Linked DNA regions of Homo sapiens: regions 2 and 3 are each linked to region 1. Evidence: chromatin loops called from intact Hi-C (ENCODE). Cell type or tissue: IMR-90. All regions are shown on one strand. Region 1 has its middle 120 kb from the start of LHX2. Region 2 holds the start of LOC613206 (a long non-coding RNA gene). Region 3 overlaps NEK6 (NIMA related kinase 6).

Evidence for each region. Hi-C counts contacts between places; a loop is a spot of excess contacts. Peaks named below come from ENCODE experiments on the same cell type or tissue, not always from the same donor. Only the 100,000 strongest peaks of a DNase experiment are listed, where the experiment ranks them.
Region 2: it touches region 1 in a loop (4-fold over the local background); 20 of 110 quality-filtered maps call a loop at or near these places.
Region 3: it touches region 1 in a loop (14-fold over the local background); 100 of 110 quality-filtered maps call a loop at or near these places.

The regions. Positions count from the first base shown.
Region 1 is chr9:124,124,735-124,129,734 of GRCh38, forward strand. No RefSeq gene overlaps it. Among named protein-coding and RNA genes, the nearest start is that of LHX2, 120 kb to the left of the region's middle. In IMR-90, a CTCF peak has its summit at 2,261 (motif pointing right); a DNase peak (open chromatin) is centred at 2,277; H3K27me3 peaks cover 499 bases.
Region 2 is chr9:124,259,262-124,264,261 of GRCh38, forward strand. All of the region lies in intron 1 of NEK6 (NIMA related kinase 6), which reads left to right. It overlaps LOC613206 (a long non-coding RNA gene), which reads right to left and starts at 1,907. Exons shown (of 2, transcript NR_149024.1): 1 at 1,833-1,907; 2 at 1-233. It overlaps LOC124902268 (a long non-coding RNA gene), which reads left to right and starts at 3,764. Exons shown (of 2, transcript XR_007061765.1): 1 at 3,764-4,239. RefSeq lists enhancers at 1-250, 4,692-5,000, 4,737-4,826. In IMR-90, no CTCF peak of the experiment used is centred here; DNase peaks (open chromatin) are centred at 450, 2,160 and 3,520; H3K4me3 peaks cover 1,370 bases; H3K27ac peaks cover 4,926 bases.
Region 3 is chr9:124,318,095-124,323,094 of GRCh38, forward strand. It overlaps NEK6 (NIMA related kinase 6), which reads left to right. Exons shown (of 10, transcript NM_014397.6): 5 at 3,365-3,475. Among named protein-coding and RNA genes, the nearest start is that of NEK6, 63 kb to the left of the region's middle. In IMR-90, a CTCF peak has its summit at 2,411 (motif pointing left); a DNase peak (open chromatin) is centred at 2,407; H3K27ac peaks cover 551 bases.

The sequences.
Region 1 (5,000 bases):
AGTGTCATGCATTTGCTTTTGCTCCAGTCATTCTCCCAAGTGCAGCTCCCGTGCTGGGTGGTTGGAGGCCTTATACCCTGAACCCGATGATGCAGAGAGGGACGCCTAGAGACACAGGTGGCAGGTGAGCAGCAGGCGAGGCAGGAGGAGCCATCCAAGGGAGGGCCCCATGAGCTGCCCCACAGAAGGGGAGGTGAGAAGAGGGCCGGAAGCTGTTCCAGGCGCCTGATGGGCTCTGAGATCTGCCAGTTTCCTGACAATGGTTTAGTCATGATCACCTGCACACAGTCCCAGGGCCACTTGCAATGTCACCTGCACAGTTAGCCCCACCTCCCAGTGTCACCAATACAGTCACAGAGTCACATAGAATGTTCCCTGTACCATCAGCCCCATCACCCCATGTCAATCCAACACATACAACGTCACCTGCCCATTAGCGAGTCTCACTATGCACAGCCAACACTCACTCATGCTGTCACCTGCACAGCCACGCAGTCACTCACGACCTCACCTGCTCACGCCCAGTCCCATCGCAGTGTCACAGGCACAGTCATGCAATTTCCACAGCAGCGTCCACACAGTCCCTCATGGTGTTGCCTGCACACAGCCACGCAGTGTCCCAGGCACAGTCACACACAATCCCACAGAGTCACCTGCCTGCAACCAGCCACGCACAGTCATTTGCCGTCCCATGCTTGCCGCCCCCAGCCTTGCCAGGGGGTCTGACATCACAAACAGTGTCACAGGCAGACCCCTCCCCTGCAGAGCCCTGCCCACAGACCCCACTGCCCACCATGTGCCCGCCGGTCAGCCTGGGCTGGGGCTGCCCTGGTCAGAGGCCTGGGCCTGCCTTTGCCCTCAAGCTGGCTCTTCAGGAGCAGCTTGGGTTCCACTTGAGCCCCAAGGATGATACTGGAGCCGGGGGCCTGCTGCTGCTGGAAGCAGAGCCAACGCAAAGAAAAGCCTTTGTTCTTGGTGGGTCGGTCATTAAGAGGAGCCCGAATCCCTCTGCCAGCCCCTCCCCTCCAACAAAGGAACAAAACAGCAGCTATTTTTAGACTCGTGTCAAACTCCCCCTCAGACCCTGGGTGGGGAGTCCCGGTAGAGGGGCGTCTGCGAGGGCTCTAATGAGCCTGCGGCCGGCAGGTCCTGCTCTCCAGGCAGCTGGCCCTTGGCTCTGCCGGGGGAGAAGCGAGCCCAGGATACTCCAGAGACAAAGAGGAGGGCCAGACAATGAGAACAATGCCCGGAGCCCCAGGATGCCCACTTCCAGAGAGCAACCCCCACTCTTTGGAAGGAGGTCTCCCTGGACACAGGGCAAGGGCATCAGGACACCCCCTACCTTGTGTAATCCTCCAGGCACCTCACTGGCTCCGTGTCCCAGAGGAGGCAAGTGACTTGCTTGGAGGGGCAGGTGATTTCTGCTACATGAACCTTGTGTGATGGGATACTCTGGATGGCCCAGATCCAAGTCTGATGGTCCAGATCCCAGCTCTGCCCCTTACACTTGTGTGGCCTCAGGCCTCAGTTCCCCCACCTGTAAAATGGAGATGAGGCCAGTCACGGTGGCTCACACCTGTAATCCCAGCACTTTGGGAGGCCGAGGTGGGCGGATCAACTGAGGTCAGGAGTTTGAGATCAGCCTGGGTAACATGGTGAAACCCCGTCTCTACTAAAAATACGAAAATTATCTGGGCATGGTGGCGCGCACCTGTAATCCCAGCTACTCAGGAGGCTAAGGCAGGAGAATTGCTTGAACCTGGGAGAGAGAGGTTGCAGTGAGCCAAGATCGCACCACTGCTCTCCAGCCTGGGCAATAGAGTGAGACTCAGTCTCAAAAAATAAAATAATATAAATAAATAAAATGGAGATGATAATTCTCGCCTCCACAGTTGCTTTGAAGAGTCTGGGGGATAAGACCTGGGCACATAGCAGGTCCTCAGCCAGTCCGAGAGCCCTGGATTGTGTGGGCTCCTTGCCAAGCAAGGGCTTTGTCTTGTTCAAAGCTGGATCCAAGGGCCCAACGCACTGCCGGGCACATAGTAGGTTCTCAATAAATATTTGCTCAAGAGGTTAATGAAGGGTCCTTACCAGCCTTCAGCCCTACAGGCTTGACCCAACTTAAGCCACTTTCTTCCCAAGCGCTGCTCCCCAGCCTCCTCTTGGAAAGAAACTTGCTGGCTAGGGTGGAGCCCTCGTCTGCAGGTGAGAAGCTGCCTCCCCAGGCTGGAAGTCCCATGCTGCAATGACAGCGTTCTGACACCAGGGGGCGCAGTCTCTTAAGGTTTCCACAGCAGCCTGGGTCCTTCCCGCGGGGGCCTGGAGGGCTGGAGAGGATGCGGCCCACCCGGTGGGGCACCTGCCCACCCTCGTTAGCGGAGATCTACGGGGTCGTTCTAAAACTCTATGGAGCAGCAGCATTACAACCAAGTCATCATCCCTCAAAGCTTAGAAAGAAGCACTTCTTCAGGTCTCGCCTCCTCCACTGACTTTAAGCCACTTTCTAGTGCCCTGTCCTCAAAGACTATCTATGGTGACCCCCTTGCTCCCCAATTCTTGCCCGACCAGACTTCAAGATTCCTTGTTCTGTCATCCTTCTGTTCCCCCAGCTGGGGAAGCCCAGACCATCAGAGCCGGAAGGGTCTTCCTAGTTGATCTCATGGTCTTCCAGCCCATTCTACAGATGGGAACACTGAGGCCCACAGAACAGAACTGCATCCTCCAGGCTGAACAGCAAGGAGGAAGCAGCCAAGACCCATGCCCAGGCTCTCTTTTTCAGCTGGCGCCATTTTGCTCATGGATTGTTTCACTGTTGTTCTAGGGAAAGGGAGAATGGGGAAAAAGGAGGGAAGAGAAGGGGAAAAAGGGAAGGGAAAAGGGAAAAAGGAGGAAGAAAGATCCTGAGCCTTCTTATTCTGTTCCAGACCCTAGGCGTTCCTCTTCACCCTCGGCATTTCCCTGAGTCCTCTACAAACCCTTGAAAAACAACCCATGATTATCTCCATTGATGGATGAGGAAAGTGAGGCCGGGTGAGGTTGCCCCAAGTTTCACAGCTAACAAATAACAGTACCAGTATTTGCCCCAGGGCCATCTGATTCCCAAATTGTATATGGTTCAACCTAATACAGCAGAAAGAAATTCCCACATTCTTTCTGCTGTATTAGGTTGAACTGCATAAAATTGCTGTTCCCATGGCCAGGCATGGTGGCTCAAGCCTGTAATCCCAGCACTTTGGGAGACCAAGGCAGGTGGATCACTTGAGGTCAGGAGTTCAAGACCAGCCTGGCCAACATGGTGAAACCCTGGCTCTACTAAAAATTAGCCAGGCGTGGTGGCACGTGCCTGTAATCCCAGCTACTTGGGAGGCTGAGGCAGGAGAATCGCTTGAACCTGGGGAGGGGGAGGCTGCAGTGAGCTGAGACCACCCCACTGCACTCCAGCCTGGGTGACAGAGTGAGACTCCATCTCAAAAAAAAGTAAAAAATAAAATAAAATAAAATTGCTGTTCCTGTAGGTCGAAATTTTTCAAATATCTGGTATGCTTAAACTCAACACTATGCCAAGGGAAACCCTTATCCTGAAGGTAAGAGCCATTTACTAGAATACTCTGGTGGCAGTGGGGGAGGGGAAAACCTATTTCTTTAGGTGCAAAACACCCTGGGGAGACTGCTATTCCCTCCACCCCACCCCCAAAGCCCAGATCAAGATCCTGGAGTGGCTGCCTGACTCTAGAGGCCCAAGTTCAAGAACTTCTGACCACAGAGGGGTCACACAGCATGGGCAGGAGGAGCTTTAGGGTGAAAAGTCCTTGGGTGGGAATGTGACTTCTCCAGTGATGCCAGGGAGGACCCTTGGAAGAGAGATGAATCTACATAGTATAAACTTAGAATGTCACAGAATGCCACAGAATATCATGACTAGAATGCCACAGAGTGCTATAGAATGTCCAGGAATGTCGTAAAATGCTCTGGAATGTCAAAGAATGTCACGGGGTATTCTGAATTCTTGTAAATGTCAACGGATGTCATAGAATGCTGCAGATCATTGTAAATGTCATGGAATGTCAAGGACCACCTTCCGAAGACAACGTCATCAGACAGTGCTGCAGATAGCTGTAAATGTCATGGAATGACTTAGAACATCATCATGCTAGACCGTTGTCGGGTGTTACAGAATGTCAGCACCACAGAATGTCACGGAAACTTTGAGACAGCCGGAAAGGACTTTGGTGATCATCCAGGTTCACCTGCTCATTTTGCAGATGGGAAAACTGAGGTCCGGAGAGAGAAAGGGCCTTGTCTAGTGAAGCTCAAGCAGATGGTCGTTGGCAAATGCAGATTCAAAATCTGGGTCTCTGGACTCTCCACCCAGAGCAGCCTCCCTCGGCTCAAGGCTCTTGGGGACTAATTAACCCTGTGATGGAAACAATGGTGCCTAGTGGGTATTAAGCAAAACTCCCAGTTCTGACTGGCACTAGCCTTAAGTCAGAATGGGGAATTAACTCCACATGTGGGGCTTTCTGGTCTGGGAAGCAAAATAATGAGTTATTTGCACTGAAATCAACATTCCTGCTCTGCAGCAGAAAGAGGGTGGGTGTGTTGGGGGAGCCCTCGGAGGCCGCTCCCCAGGCCCTGTGCCAGAAAAGGTGCCCCCTGGCTTTCCCAGGAGACACTCCTGGCACAGACAAGGACTCCAAGGTGCCCAATCTTGTCAACAACTCTTGGCAGAGGCCCAGGGGCCCAGGAGGCTGTGAGGTGAGGGAGCAAGAAAGGGACCCCGGAGGGGGAGCATCTGATGTCACATTGGGTCTTTCCAGCCAGATGTCAGACAGCCAGGAAGAGCATTGAGTGGATGGAAGTTAGTGGGAAGCGTTGGAGGAACCCTTTGGCTCTCTTGGCAAGTTTATAGGTGAGAGATGATGGAGGAAGGAACAACAGGGCAAGATGGGCCAGGCGCAGTGGCTCAAGCCTGTAATCCCAGCACTTTAGGAGGCCGAAGC
Region 2 (5,000 bases), 130 kb after region 1:
TTCCAAATTCAGCTTGCCTTTTTTGGGGGAAAATGTCGCCTTAGTTTGGTGTACAGTACGTGCAGGCAGGTCTTGGAGGCACGTTTAAAAACCCTGTCGTTAATGGAAGAAGAATTTCATTGAAAGGGACGCAGAGCCGTCTGGAAGCGCCTGCCCCGGACTCAGCGAGTTTGGACTCAGCGAGTTTGAGCTTACCGAATGAACTTTGGACGTCTTCTTTTAGCAAACAAAACCTGGAAGGAAGCAAAAAAGACCCACATTCTTTTTCTTTTTTCTCCTGAAAATGAAAAAAAGAAAACACCTTCTGGGTTTGCTGGAAATGCCCCCTCTCCTTCCCCCATCAAGGCCAAGCCCTCGCTGCGTCCCCCACCCCCAAATAAAATATGCCTGTGGGGAGCCGTGGAATGAGTCACTCCCTGGCAGAGAGCCTGACGGGCAAACATTTGGGAAGGTTCTTGCCTAACTTCCCAGAAGAAAAGGCCCAGGATTTAAAATGGTCCCTGTGGTTTGTCAGCCTCTGCTGTCCCGTCTGCTTCGGAAATGACTAAAAAGTAGTTTGTATCTCCACAAAATAAAGTCTCAGACTGAAGGCCTTAGACCCAGGTTGGTCTGGATTTAGAGCTGTTTGGGTTTCCAGAAATGGAGCGCCTGGCTTTAACTGGTGGCATTTCTGGTGGGTTTGAACAAGGGCAGAGGAGGGAAATGGGGAGGAAGTTCCCTTTTGCGGAGCAGAAGGGGCTGTGTGCTGGGAGCCGTTCTAGGGGGTGTGAATCTCCCGTTGGTCTTCTGTGACAGAAAATGCTTTTGGTTTTGTGCACAAGGAAACTGAGGCACACGGGGGTCAAGCCTGTGTCCTGGGGCAGCTGAGAGGAGGTGGGGGCAGAATCCGAAGTCACCTGCCCAGCCTCACAGCCTTTCCTCTTTCCATTGCACTTGGGATATGGTATTTGACTGGCTAAGGTGCACAGACCTAGTGCTGAGTACTTTAGCACACATCCGTTCATTTTCTGCTCATCGTAGATAGGGTTTATTATCCCCATTTCACAAATGATAAAACTGAGGTTCAGAGACATGACTTGCATAATTTCATTAAAGTAGCACCACGATAGATGGTCCCCATTTATTTTTATTTATTTATTTATTTATTTTTGAGACAGAGTCTCACTCTGTTGCCCAGGCTGGAGTACAGTGGCGCAATCTCAGCTCCCTGCACCCTCTGCCTCCTGGGTTCAAGTGAGCCTCCTGCCTCAGCCTCCTCCTGAGTAGCTGGGATTATAGGCAGGTGCCACCACGCCCAGATAATTTTTGTATTTTTAGTAGAGATGGGGTTTCACTGTGTTGGCCAGCCAGGCTGGTCTCGAACTCCTGACCTCAGGTGATCCGCCCGCCTTGGCCTCCCAAAGTGCTGGAATTACAGGCATGAGCCACCATGCCCGGCCATGTCCCCATTTACTGAGGATATACTGTGTGCTAGGTCTGGTGCTGTATTTTACCCAGTCCACTCACCAACACTAAGATGGAAGCTGTCACGATGCCCATTTACAGATGAGGAAACTGGGGCACAGAGAGATGAGAGAATGCGCCAAAGACCATGTGCTAATACGCAGCAGAGCTGGATTTGAACCCAGGCTTGTCTGAGCAGAGCCCATGGTCTCCCCACTGTACTAGGAAGGTAGCAGGCACTGTGGGCTGGATGCCTGGCCTGTGCTGAGGTTCAGTGTCGTTTTCCTGATCTTACAGAGAGGGAGGTTAAGTAACTTGGGCAGGGTCATAAACCCACAAATGGCAGAGTCGGGATTCGAACCCATGTCTCTGATTCCAGAGTTCCTCACCTTAAACCACATCTGGCTGCCTTTGTCGTGCTTTGCTCCTGTTGCATGCTGCAAAGCCAAGTAGGTTAAGACAGGCTAGGTTCCTGCAGGGCTGGGTTGCCCGAGACCTGGGAGAGGTCTTCCAGAAGGCACTGCTGGCCTTCCTCGCCCAGGGCCAGAGCTACTGGAGAGAAAGGGCTGCTGTTCACATTTTTTCTTTTCTTTAAGTGCCCCAGATACTTTTCATAAGGGAAGTGTCAAAACAATTGTCAAAAGGAGAAGAATATTTCCTTCCTCTTCTCAGGCTAGACCAAGCAAGGGAGTTGGAGGGTGGAGAGTGGAGGGACCTGGTGAATCATCCAAGATTAAATACGGGCAGGCACTGCCAGGCTTGTGTGGAGATGAGGCTGGGACACTGTTCGCAGGAAGAGTCCGGTGTTCTGGCCCCCTGATGTCACCTTCACGGGCCTGACTCACAGTCCTAAATATCTGACAGCGAGATCGCTTGTAGGTAGGCTTCTTGTCACTTGTCATTTAAGTCCCCTGCCTGCCTTTTTTCCCTGCTCATTTCCATTTCGATCACGGCTTCTACTACATGTGCTTGAAATGAATGTTGTGTGTGAGGACCTGTGTGGTTTGGGCCATGTTGTGCCCCCCTGCCAGTGTCCTTCGGTGTTGAAAGGAAAAGGTATTTCTCTCCCTTCCATGTATGTTCTGCAAATTGACGAACATTTGCAAATTGCTTTGAGATGCGTTAATTTAAGGTGTGAAATAATAGATCTTGTGCGAAGGCTCAGCCACATTTCTGGCATTGATGGATTTTTCTCCCGTCTGGCCTGTGATTTGGGGAGGTAAAAATAGTCCTTTTTTCCACATTTTTATCTTTTTTTTTTTTTGCTGACATCATTCTTAGGAAGTGGTGTGCACATGCCGTGGAACTTTACATGGAACATGGAGCTCTGGGGAGCAGGAGTGCTCTTGGAGTGAGGGGTGGTCTGCGGTGGCCCAGGCACCCCCTGGCTGTCCGTGAAATGGCTTTGAAATGAGCAGGCACTGTTGAGGGCCTCAGTGGCTTTTTGGTATTTGGCTGTCTTTTCACTTATGACTCTTGGGTAATGGCAAGATAACTTTTGGGGAAAATGTTAGTTTAAAAAGAAAAAAAATCAGGCCAGCACTTTCACTCATTCCTGTCTGAGCTGGTCCCTTCCTTTGGCCAAAGCTGAACTAAACCAATGGCCTTCTCAGACTCGACTTCCAGACAGAGGAGCCGACATTGGGGCAAATCAGTTGGTGGTGTAATTTCCTGTGATGTTAACTTTGGGAACTTGAACTTGGAGTGGGAGCTAGCATTTTGACATGTGTCCCTCTAACAGGACTTGCTTGTGTGGAAACAGACCCCCACATACATGGCTGCGCCATTGTCTCCAATTCTGGATTTTTCCACAGATGACTTCTCGGGTGATCTGGTGGTAAAGGCACAGGTCTTCTAGCCAGGCCTTCTTGGCCTCCAGCAAGGGCAGGATCACAGCACCCCACCAGACCTGACTGGCCACCACCGCTGTAGCTGTGGCTGGGCGAGTGGGGGGGCCATGGGAATTGAAAGATGGGGTGGCCGAGATCTGAAATGCATTCAGTTGCAGTGGCCTGGATCTGCACGGAGCCGTTCTTTCTTTCTCTTAGACATCTGCATGGTGGTGACCTCATAGAATTCTAAGAAAAAAGGGGCTTTATGTAGGAATTCCATAGAGTGTGAAGGAATTTGGACAGGGGAAGGGGGAGGGAAGTTGCCATTCAGAGCCTGCAGTGCCTGCATTTTCCCCGAATTGTTTAACCCTCATGCTTCAGAATTAGGCTGAGGCTTGCGGGGTGGGTCATGTTGACCTGGGTGAACAGAGATCCCTTTAAGAAGAACTTCTCCATGTTCCAGAGGCGCGTTCTTACTGCAGGTGAGTGGCAGTATGGGAATTAGTCCACAGGCCCCTTCTCGAATGCCTGCCCTCTCTTGTTCCTTGTCCTCAACGTCTTTGAAACTTGGGCTTGTTGGGAAGACACCTGCAAAAGGATGGATGCACATGACCTTCAGCTCTAATGAATCAAGCTGCTGATGAGGAATTCACTGGGCTCCCAATCCAGAGAGCTTCGCACACACCCACTGGGGTTGAGACGAGCACTGGGTTTATTTATTGTGGACTTTTGGAGTCTGAAGGACTCTTGCCACCCATCTGTTTCACGGAACAGAACCTGAGGCTCAGAGGGAGCAAGGCGCTCCCCCACAGCCGCATTGAGAGCCTGAGCCTGGGCACCCGATGGAGTGAATGAGGCTGGAGTCCCAGACCTGCCTCTCATGAGCACGTCGCCCACTGAGCCTCAGCGTCATCATCTGGAAAACAGGGATAATATTATGACCTCAGAAGCTTCGGGGGAGGAAGTAAGTGAAATAATGCATTTCAGATGCTCAGCGCCTTTTAAGTGCTTGATGCTCATTCCCCAAGATTACATGAGAGACATGGAAAATCTTTAATGACCAAGGACCCACCCAGGGTCACTCAGCCGGGACCCTTGGTCCGTGGCCCAGAGTGTCTCCAGTGCCCCTGCATTGAGGCCCTAAACAAGGCCAGAAGCAGGTGCCGGGGACCCCTCTGGATTCCACCAGAGCACCTTCCTAGGATCATGGCTCCCAAAACGGAAGGGAAGGAGACAGCGCAGTTTGCAAAGAGGCAGGATTTAAGCACCAGGGTGGCCCTGTGGCGCCTCAGGAAAATGTTTGCCTGTCAGTATCTGCTCTCGTTCCCACCTGTCCCCACAAAGCGAGGCCATAAGTCCTCGGCGTGGCATTGGAGGGTCTCTGAAGGCCCTGAGAGCTGTGTCAGCCACGGTGTGTTATGAAGCAAGGCAGATGTTTTGTTAATTATTTACACAGCGTCGGCCCCGCAGAGGACTGCGCTGACAGGAGCGGCTGTCACAGGCCTGGCCGTGGGGCAGAAGTGAGCAGCCGTCTTCCCCTGGCAGTCCTCCTGAAAAGGTCTGCATGGCAAGGCCTGAGGGAGTCCTGCACATTTTATGCCCCCGCCCCCCAAAGCCATTTGGGTTTCCCTTAAACTGGCTTGTTTTCCTGAGCCGGTGGAGAGATCCTTGTCCTCCGGAAGTGGCTATCGCTCTGGGGCGGCTTCTCTGCCAGCTCGTCACACC
Region 3 (5,000 bases), 190 kb after region 1:
TCCAGACTTTGTTCCACGGTGTCTGAACAAATTTACATTCCTACCAAAAGCATAGAAGTGTTCCCTTTTCTTCGCAGCCTCACCAACATCTGTTATTTTTTGACTTCGTAATAATTGCCATTCTGACTGGTGTGAAATGGTATCTCATTGTAATTTTTTTTTTTTGAGACTGGGTCACACCCTATCATCTAAGCTGGAGTGCAGTGGTGTGATCATGGCTCACTGCAGCATCAGCCTCCCAGAATCAAGTGATCTTCCCACCTTAACCTCCCAAGTAGCTTGGGCTACAGGCCTGCACCACGAAGCCCAGCTAATTTTTTTTTGTAGTGACAAGGTCTCACTCTGTTGCCCAGGCTGTTCTCAAACTCCTGGGCTCAAGCAGCCCTCCCACTTCAGCCTCATGAAGTGCTGGCATTATAGGCATGAGCCCCTGCACCCAGCCTATTGTGGTTTTGATTTACATTTCTCTGATGATTAGTGATGTTGGGCATTTTTTTCCTGTTTGTTAGTTGCTTGTATGTCTTCTTTTGAAGAATCACTGTTCATGTCCTCTTCCTACTCTTTATTTTATTTTTATTTATTTATTTTTTATTTTGAGACAGAGTCTTGCTCAGCCACCCAGGCTGGAGTGCAGTGGCATGATCTTGGCTCACTGCAACCACCGTCTCCCGGGTTCAAGCGATTCTCCCATCTCAGCCTCCTGAGTAGCTGGGATTACAGGCACCCACCATCATGCTCGGCTAATTGTTGTATTTTAGTAGAGACGGAGTTTCACCATGTTGGCCAGGCTGGTCTTGAACTCCTGACTTCAGGTGATCCACCCACCTTGGCCTCCCAAAGTGCTAGGATTACAGGCGTGAGCCACTGCGCCCAGCCTATTTACTTATTTTTTATTTTTATTTTTATTATTTTTAGAATCTCACTCTGTCACCCAAACTGGAGTGCAGTGGCACAATCTCAGCTCACTGCAACCTCCGCCTCCCAGGTTCAAGCGATTCTCCTGCCCCAACCTCTCGAGTAGCTGTGACTACAGGCACCTGCCACCATGCCTGGCTAATTTTCGTATTTTTAGTAGAAATGGGGTTTTGCCATGTTGGCCAGGCTGGTCTCGAACTCCTGATCTCAATGATCCGCCCACCTCAGCCTCCCAAAGTGCTGGGATTACAGGCGTGAGCCACCATGTCCAGCCTCCTCTGCTCACTTTTTAATGTTTTGTTTTTTTTTATTGATTTAAGTTCCTTATAGATTCTGGACATTAGTCCTTTGTCAGATGCATAGTTTATGAATGTTTTCTCCCATTCTGTCAATTGTCTGTTTACTCTGTTGATCATTTCATTTGCCATGCAGAAGCTCTTTCATTTAATTATGTCCCACTTGTCAGTTTTTGGTTTTGTTGCAATGGTTTTTAAGGACTTGGTCTTAAATTCTTTGTCAAGGCTAACGCTGAGAAAGGTATTTCCTAGGTTTTCTTCTAGGATTTTTATAGTTTGAGGTCTTACATTTAAGTCTTCAATCAATCTTGATTTAATTTTTACACATGGTGAAAAGTAGGGGTTCCGTTTCATTCTTCTGCATATAGCTAGCCAGTTAATTGAGTAGGGAGTCCTTTCCCCATTGCTTATTTTTGTCAACTTTGTTGAAGATCAGGTGGTTGTAGGTATGCTGCTTTATTTCTGAGTTCTATATTCTGTTCCATTGGTCTATGTATCTATTTTTGTACCAGTACCATGCTGTTTTGGTTACCATAGGCTTGTAGTATAGTTTGAAGTCCAGTAACGTGATGCCTCCAGGTTTGTTCTTTTTGCTTAGGATTGCTTTGTGTGCCGCCTTCTGAAGTCTAGTCACCCTGTGTAAATTACCTACATTTGTTACTGACCAAGGTTCTTCCACAGGGGAGCCTGCTGCTAAGATGGCAACAGGGCTCCCTCCCAGCCACCCCTGGGAACCAGGATTGAATGTGCTGCACCTGCGTCCTCAGCTGTGCAGGGTGCCTGGTTCCTCGCAGTGGTGTCTGGATATTCACTGAGCCACAGCGCTGCTGGCTGAGGGGCAGGCAGGGGCCAGCACACCCACCTCAGGGCCAGACCTTGGTCCAGAGCAGGGGTTTGAGGACTTGGACAGGCAGTGGGCGCCATAGCAGACAGGGATCAGTCTCTGGGGGGACCTGGTGAGAGGATGGACGCATGGGGAGGAGCTGGGGCCAGTGGCTGAGCCTGCTCTGGCCCCCAGGGCCCACACATGGGGGGCTGGCTTGGGGAATGAATGAATGAATGAATAGGGGCTTGCATGGCTCTGTAACATCTGCCCAGGCTCCCCTCATTTTAGAATCCACGGATGGGCACAGTGCATCCTTCTCCCAACGACTTCCGGGCCTTTTGGGAAATGTGCTCACTATCGGCCTCTGGTGGTTGGCTGGTGTCTGGACTAGGCTGACCACACCCACACCAGGGCAGGATATTCGAGTCCCCTCTGCTTTCCCAGATCCTGGAGTCTCTTTGATATAAACAGTCAGCTTTGTTATGAACAGATGCCAGGGGCTCCTCTTAGCCTGGAGGGCCTGACTTCCAGCCAGGGGGGCACCGTTCTGTCCAGCTCCATGCTCCACTGCAGCAAACATGCAGGCGGTGGTGCGAAGGACAGAGGCAGCGTCTCAGCATGAGCAAATCAGCCGGGCAGCTCTCATGCCTCCAGGGATTTTTTTCAACATTTCACAAGGGCCAGGCATGGTGGCATGCAGCCGTAGTCCCAACTGCTCAGGAGGGTGAGGTGGGAGGATCGCTTGAACCTAGAAGTTCAGTTTCAATCAGGGCAACATAGTGAGATCCTATCTCTACAAAAAAATATTTTAAAAAAAATGATTTTACAAGAGATAGGTCAGGAATTGAGAAAGAGTGGGAAGGATGAAGGCAGGAGATGGTCCTTCTGAGGAGCACCTGCAGGCTGGCCGTGTCTGGGCACAGGGACAGAGAGGTGGGGCCCAATGCCGCCCTCAGGGTCGGGGTGGTGAGGAGGAGGGGGAGGGTCCTTTCCACAAGTCCATGCTGAGTCTCACATAGCTCTGTGCGGCTGCCCTGTTACACATTTCAAGAGTATTGACCCATGTCGTCTTCACAACTATGCTTCAAAACATTATGCCAGTTTTACAGATGAGGAATCTGAGACTTGGGGATGCAAAGTGGCTTTCCCAGTGTCACCCAGGCCTTCCTGACTCCCCAGCACAGGCCTTTCTTTCCCTGGGACCCACTTCTCTAGCAAATGCCAGGGCCTCAGTGACCGGGTGCCAGCAGGGTGCCGGTGGCAGGCAGGCACTGGGTCTGTCCCGTCTTCACTTGGTGCCCCCTTCCCTCTTTCCCTCCTCATGCAGCAACTGAACCACCCAAATATCATCAAGTATTTGGACTCGTTTATCGAAGACAACGAGCTGAACATTGTGCTGGAGTTGGCTGACGCAGGGGACCTCTCGCAGATGATCAAGGTGAGCGCCTGGCGGGGTGGGGGTGCTGGGGGCTGCGCAGATCTGGAGCCAAAGGTGGCAGTCTTCCTTTAGCCCAGTCCCACAATGCTCTGCCTTTAGCCAGAGGCGGCCACCCGGGGACCCTGGGCGCCCCCCTGCAGATGCCCACAGGCCTCAGCTGCAGTCTGGTGAGGGCCTCTCAGGGTCCGTCCCCAGCTGCTGTTGCTGGAGGCCTCTTTCTTTCCACTGGCCTCAGGGAAGCTCAGCTCAAAAGAGCCCATATGCAAAAGCAAGGCGAAGGTGGTGCCAAGACAGGATGGTGGCTGGGAGGGGGCCAGCCATGGGCAGAAGGAACTCCTCTGGCCACCCCCAGTGCCCCAGCCTACCACAGGCACATGAGCCACTTCTCCTGCCTCACAGAAGGAGCAGGGGCAGCACCCCGTTTGGTCAGACCCCAGCTCTTGGGAAAGCATCTTGTAGATCCACTACCTCATTTTAAAGAAGGGGAAAACTGAGCCCAGAGAGGTTAAGAGACTTGCCTGAGGATACCCAGCATTGTGGGTACAGAGCCATGCCTGTGGCCCAGGTCTCTTTTCCTGGCCTGGGACCCTTTGGTGGACATGGTCCCAAGATGCTCTCCCCAGCCCTAGAGGGGGAACTTCATTTCCATGTTAGGGCTGACACCCAGGCCTGGGGTCTTCAAGAGATTGAGTGACTGTTCGAGTCACATGGGCAGGCTCAGCGCCAGGACTGGCTCATGCTCCACGCCCCTACATACATCTTCACCTGCCTCATCCCACCACCCAGGGCACAGGGCGGAGTTCACCATGAGTCTGGTGTCCAGGACCACTGCAGCTTCAGTGAAACAGCAGCACCTCCTGCCAGCCTCCACCCAGCCCAGTACGCTCATGCGTCCCTCACTGAGTCCCCGCCGTCCTCAAATAGCAAAGCTCAGAGAGGTCTAGTCTCCTGCCCAAGGCACCTCAGCCTCTAGGTGGAAGCCCCCAGGCCTGCCTGACCCCCAGGCCCAAACCTTCAGCCCCTACTCCACTGCTCCTTAGTGGAGGTCCTCACGTCCCTACTGGCTTGGACCTCTGTCCCCAGGGCCCTGCTGTGGCCCCATCACCTCTCTACCCTGGATGCAGCCTGCCTGCTCCCAAGTGAGGCTGGGCCCCGCTGGAGCCCCCACCCTGCTCACAGCCGCACTTAGAAACGGGGCCGGATGTGGGTTCTCTGTCTTTCCCATCAGGCACTGGGGATTGAGCAATTGCTCAGTGCTCTTCTGAAATTTGGGTCCTAGGAATACAGGCGTCACTGGGAAGTGGCATTACTTGAGCTGTTATCACCTGCTCTTACATTTCCGTTGACATATTAATGCCTTTGCAGGGATGTTAATCTGCACACAGATCCCTGGTGGGAACAGATGTGCTAGATCATGTCTTAGCTCTTCCTCTCCCCCGCCCCCGCTTTACTTGTTTCTCCTTCACACGGATTCCCTTGCTGAACATACAAGCATCGTGTATCCACTGTGTGCCAGCCCTCATGC